Regions from separate parts of the Mus musculus genome. Here region 2 is linked to region 1. The links are chromatin contacts, found by Hi-C in ENCODE. All regions are on one chromosome and are shown on one strand. Each heading gives the region's core, a stretch centred on a gene start or an enhancer-like site at or near the end of the contact. The rest is flanking DNA. Distances are from core to core; before and after follow the strand shown. Region 1 holds the start of B130024G19Rik (RIKEN cDNA B130024G19 gene). Region 2 has its middle 38 kb from the start of Gm35894.

Region 1 (2,787 bases), core at 191-2,690:
AGGCTGCAGCTCCCCCCCCCCTCTGGTTTTTCCCCCCCAACTTGCTTTAGGATTAGCTTCCATCCCTCTCAACCCCAAATGGTGGAATTTGGCTGTGCCTCGGGGTTGTCCTGCTTTGCAATATTGCCTATAGTTGTTTTCGGTTTTCTGCTAAGACTGAGCCGGGTTGCTCCAGCCTCCGACTAAACTCATTAAGTTGGGAGATTTTTTTTTTTTTTTCAATTGGAAGGGTGTTTTTAAAGTCTCCTCTTTCCAGCCCCAAACAAGGTGTAACAACGCACTCTTCCTTCTAAGGCATCAGATGAGAGACAAGGATCACTCCAGACAGCTCCTACCTACGGTTTGGGGTTTTTTTTTCTTAAAGGCGAGGCTTGCATTCCTCAGCAGCTATGTACAAAGCTCCCTGAAGCTGTCTCTCTCTCTCTAAAGTTAGTGTGCAGGCTTTTCCAACGGCTGAGAGCGCCTGGTACACAGGGAAGCAGTTCCTTGAGGTGGAAGATCTCTTCTTTCACCTTTCTTTTTCCCTGCAGACTAATGCCTACTTTTTTATCAGTTTGCACAATCGCTTAGATAAACACCGAGGAGGAGAGTCTCTTTAATTATCAAAGACACATCTTTTCAGGGGGCCAACAAAGCATTTATTTCACCCGCCAAACTAAAGGAGAGTTATTCCAGTTTAGAAGGAAGATGCAAGCGGTTTGGGACCTTGAACAAGGCAAATATGGTTTTGGTATGTTTGCTTACTGTATTTTTTTCTCTTTCTCTTCTTTCTCACTTTTCTCCTTGTGCTGTGTGGGGTTGGGGATGACTTGGGGCTTTTCAGAAAATCGCTTTGCTAACGTGTATGCAATGCCTCGGACTGTGGTTGAAGGGGTCTGGGGGAGGGTGGGGGCAGTCAATTCAGTGCGTTGCCATATTTTATTACATGTATGTGGTAGCAGAGGTGGAAGGGGGGGATACAATTGCAAAGCTGCCAAAATATGATTAAACCGAAGCATAAAGACTGCGGTTGCCTCCCATCTCCTCGTCCTGTCTTCTCAAACTCATTTCCTTCCATAGAACTGACTGAAAACCAATCCTATATGCCTGGTTTTCCAAGCAGCAGATTGTCTAGGTTTGCTAGCGAAGGGGCTGCTAGGCTGGCTTTGGGTATCAGAATTTCCTGTTCGATTTGCCTCTGCGCTTCATTTTGCAACCTTGTGCAGCTGACATGCAGGCAGGCAAGCAGGCAGGCAGGCAGGGACCAAAGCCTTGCCTGGCGCCCTCGGCCGCGGTTCCGGAAGGAGAGCGCTCTGTTAAGCTAGGAGAATCTCAAGGAGAAGGGTACTCACCATCGGGCGGGGTGGTGAAGCTGGCGTGCGGATTTCAGGCAAACGTTTACCTTTTTGCTGTCTATTGCAACTGCGCCGGGCTGACTTTAGAAGCAATTCTGTGCTCTGTGCAAAATGTTCATGGAACGGTTCCTCATTAAAAAAAAAAAAAAAAAGCCAGCGAGAGAGACGACAGAGGCAGAAAGAAAAAAGAGAGGAGGGGTGAGGGGGACGCACATAAACCCAGTTTCAAAAAAAAAAAAAATCATCTCTTCACTAGAGACTCCGGAAACGTAGAGGCAGCGAGATCCCAGCACAGTCCAACCAAGCCACAACCAAATAATTTTCAATCCTGAAGAATTATTCAGATTAAAATGTACAGAAGTTTCATTCTCCTATGCCTACGTGAGCCCCAAGTCGTTTCCCTTTAAGGGCTCCTTTTCTTTTAAAGTTGGATTTTAGGCAGCAAGGACTCTTACACTAGGGGGCAGACAGATACTGCACTTACTTCAATCTTAAGCAATTTTTTCCCTCCCAGCATATGCTCTGATTTAGCACTGTAAATTTTTCAGAGGACCCAACTCTGACAGCCCCTGGTGATTTTCAAAGTACCACAAGCCAGTGGTTAAAAATTGCATTGACTTGGAAGTTCAGAGGGACACAATGGAAGCCCCTTCTCTATTCACGGAGCTCCAGTGTGGTGGAAGAGAAAAACACACACGACTAGATTGAGGGAAAGGAGAAATTCAATGGATCCTGGATTCTACTGAGCTCAGAGTTAAACTCGGAATTGCTGGGGTCTGTATTCATATTGTGATTTAATCTGTAAAGAATTACAGACTAGCCAACCACTTTCTGCAAGGAAACCATATTCCTGGGAGCTGAGGATATATATTTTTTTCATATTAAGACAAATGTTTTCCCCTAACTTTGACCAGTCAAATAAAGCTTGCCACCATTCTCATTAAAATAGATTTACATTTGCAGTAAAGGGCTTGGCTGAGTTTTTAAAAATAATAACATATAGAGTTGTATCTTTTAATTTTAGGACTTTTAAATCTTAGAGTTAAGACAGCTGAGCATCTTTAAGAAGGGCATTTAAAAATATTTTTGCTCCTCCCCATCCCCAATTCGGCTGTCCTGTCTCTTCATTCTCTCAGTAAAATTAATTACAATTCATGTGGTGATTTTTTTCCCTTCCCTTTCTAAACAGCATTTCTATAGCTAAATGAGTCCTAAAATACAAAGTGAAGCACCTCTAACTCTGTGGTAGTTATGTGCCTAGCTGGCTGTAATTCTACAATTCATATATACATATATATATATATATATATATATATATACATATATATATATATTTGAAGTCTATAATTTCTTTAGCTTGAAAAATGAGGAACACACACACGAAGCTTCTCCTCAAAAATCACCTCTTCGTGTGTGTGTGTGTGTGTGTGTGTGTGTGTGTGTGTATGTGTAA
Region 2 (2,785 bases), core at 190-2,689, 260 kb before region 1:
AGTCAAGGCAAGGTGGCCGCCATGCTGCCAATTAAATGAGTAACTCAAGTGTGTTTTGCTGGAAGTTACTAGATGGAGTTTCTAGAGATTTCTACTGCCAAGCAGTCCACCTAAATTTTCCTAGACAACTCCAAGCTATTCTTGAAATGTTTTCAGAATGGACCTTGGCAGGCAGAGCCCCCTTGGCTCAGCATGCCATCCCACTGCCTTCTGTATCAAAGGGGACTTCCTGCTGCGTTTGTTTACACCATTAAATTTCTTCCAAGTAAAGCCAGGAGAATTTTTCCAGGTGTTCACATTCCTAGAGGGTGGGGAAGAGGCTGAGAGCCCTGTACAAGATCAGTACTACTGCCTCAGTGCAACAACACAAAGATCTCTTTCACCACACGACCTCCTCTGGAGAGCTCTCTTTGGGGGCCCGCCTCAGAGCTCTGAAGGACCTTCCTCCGGACTCTGCGGGCACAGAGTCAACCGGTCACAGTCTGATCTGGGACTTAGAAGGATTTGGGGTGCATGTCATACTTCCAGACCCTTCTGATCCCATCAGGTCCGGGACCCAGGGCTAGTGGCCTGCCAGTCTCCCCTGCCCCCAGGAGCTCCGTCTCTTTAAAAGGGAAGCAGGGTCGATTCCAAGGAGCTACAGGTAGACAGAAGAGCTAGAACCCGATCTAGGGCAGGGCAGGTGAAGCTGGCAAGGTCAGCCATTCAGTCACCAGGTGGTGCATTTAATTTAAAAGGAGTGTTAACCTTGTTTATACAAAATAACACCAATATGGAGGGAAGCCGTAAATCCGTTGTCGTTAAACAGTGGGGAGCCGCTGGCTCTGGCAGCCTGCCCACCAGCGACGTGAACTCGGCTGGCACTGAGCGTGCAGGAGCACGGCCCGGGCGGGCTTGCCAGCCTAGCCAGAGAAGGCCGGAGCTGCTCCCTCTCTGCCCACCAGATGACTCTTCGCATTCTTGTCAAATATATTTAGAACAAGAGGTGTCCGCTTAAAGAGACGCATTTGTTAATCACTTAAATGCAGGCGTTTGGCCGCGAGCCAAGTTTACCTTTATAAATATGTAGGATCGGTTTCCAGCTAGGCAGACAACTCCTGGGTGAGATCTCCTCCCCCCCCCCCCCCCGCACCCTTCTCTGGGGCAAGCGTCTCCTCCAATCGACCTAAGGTGCATGTCCCTAACACCTTATTAATTTTGTAGCCGGCGGGGGTTTCCTGAGCCCATGCCAGTCTTCTATCTGAAAGTTAAAGGAGATAAACACACGCTGGCCCTGCACAGAGAGGAGAGCGGTGTTTCTTTAAGTAAGGAGCAGATTAGAGTTAAATTCCTGTTGACTGGAGAGCCGGTGTCCACATCCTTCTGTTTACCAGCAGCTGTCCCTGTTAATGACACTCTGATAACTCTAGAGCTGCCCTGGTCAGCGGTGGGTGAAGCAGATAAAGACGCCACTGTTAAACAGCCCAGACCTCCACTTCTCTCTCACTCCTTGACTGAAGAGTCAGTGAAAAGTGCCCAGAAGAGGCAAGCCCTGGGTGCCCTGGCATTTGCTCCCCAACTTGCGAGTTCATAGTCCAAAAGCCCTGGCTGTTCAGGCAGTCTACTGCAAAGCTGATGAAAATTCCAGCAGTGGAGACTGGAAGGGCAGGGTGGGGGCGGGGAGAGCAGCTGCCTAGCCGGGTCAGAAGGTCAGCCGTAGGCATCTTGGAGAACTCTCCTCCTCCTGGTTTAGTAGCAAGGACACTTCCCTGCCCCCCAACCCGACGAACAGAGATAGTTAACATCTCGGGGCCTCAGCAAAGAACCACAGCTGTCCTAGGGTCGTTAACCACAGGGAAGTCACGTTTAATATTTGGAACAATCGCCCTCCAAAGATTTTATTGTTGTAGGGGACTTTGCCCTGCACCCTGGTGAATACCCTTGAGTCTGCAGCCAAAACCGCAGGCGAGAAGATTAAAGAAAGGTGCCTAAAGTGACTTGGAAAGGTTAGTGGCAGTGTATGAGCTGGAAGCCAGCTCCCTATCTGTTATTCGTTCCAGGCAGACAAACAGATATTTAAATTTCCTACTTGAAGCAGGCAGACAGCAGCTCTCTAGCTTCTTCTTACACTGGGGAACCTGCCAAGCCCTCACCTGGCTCAGCTCCCAGCCTGGGTGATCCCTGGGCTTTCTAAGACCCACCTCCAGCCTGCTTAATTCCTGAATACAACCCACGTGAAGATCAACAAACGCAGAATCCCATAATCCCTTTCGTGCTCTAACCAGTGAAGCAGACATACCTCCAATCAAGGCCAGGCCTCGGACAAATTGATTTCTGCTTTTAGAAAGTGTAAATATTTTTGCTTCTTTTCACCTAATTTTTGTCACCTGAAGTATGCCCCTGATTTACTCCAGGAGATACTGAGGGGGTCAGGGAGGTAAAAGGTTAGCCAAGTAGGGTGAGCTGTTCAAAAGAAAAATGAGCTTACTTGGAGTCCAGGTGATTTCCTTAAGAAGGTCTAAAAAGGTCTTTGATATTATTATGAGACTAACAAGGCAGGGTATTTCTCTTTCTTTTTCTTTTCTTTTTTCTTTTTCTCTTTCTCTTTCTGCTTCTTTTTCATTTTCATTTTCTTTTCTTCTTTTTCTTTTTCTTTTTCTTTTCCTTTTTCTCTTCTTTTCTTTCTTTCTTTCTTTCTTTCCTTTTTTTTCTTCTTATTTTTTTCTTTCAAGACAGAATTCTTCTATGGAACAAAGCCTACTCCTGAACTAGCTTTGCAGACCAAGCTGGTCTCAAAATCACAGAG

What was found. Hi-C counts contacts between places; a loop is a spot of excess contacts on that map.
Region 2: a map of heart shows a loop between it and region 1 (2.5-fold over the local background). The contact joins the enhancer-like site here to the promoter of B130024G19Rik in region 1. A Hi-C loop is called at or near these places in 2 of 37 maps with a recorded cell type or tissue (both heart).

The regions. Positions count from the first base shown.
Region 1 is chr7:70,364,036-70,366,822 of GRCm38, reverse strand. It overlaps B130024G19Rik (RIKEN cDNA B130024G19 gene), which reads right to left and starts at 1,440. Exons shown (of 11, transcript NR_045850.1): 1 at 1,332-1,440. It also overlaps a transcript of Nr2f2 not described here.
Region 2 is chr7:70,623,590-70,626,374 of GRCm38, reverse strand. No RefSeq gene overlaps it. Among named protein-coding and RNA genes, the nearest start is that of Gm35894, 38 kb to the right of the region's middle. Within about 2 kb of position 1,439, at least 1 of the 3 ENCODE cell types and tissues checked has a DNase peak (open chromatin) inside an H3K27ac peak, as active enhancers do; it is heart, where a contact is called at or near this core.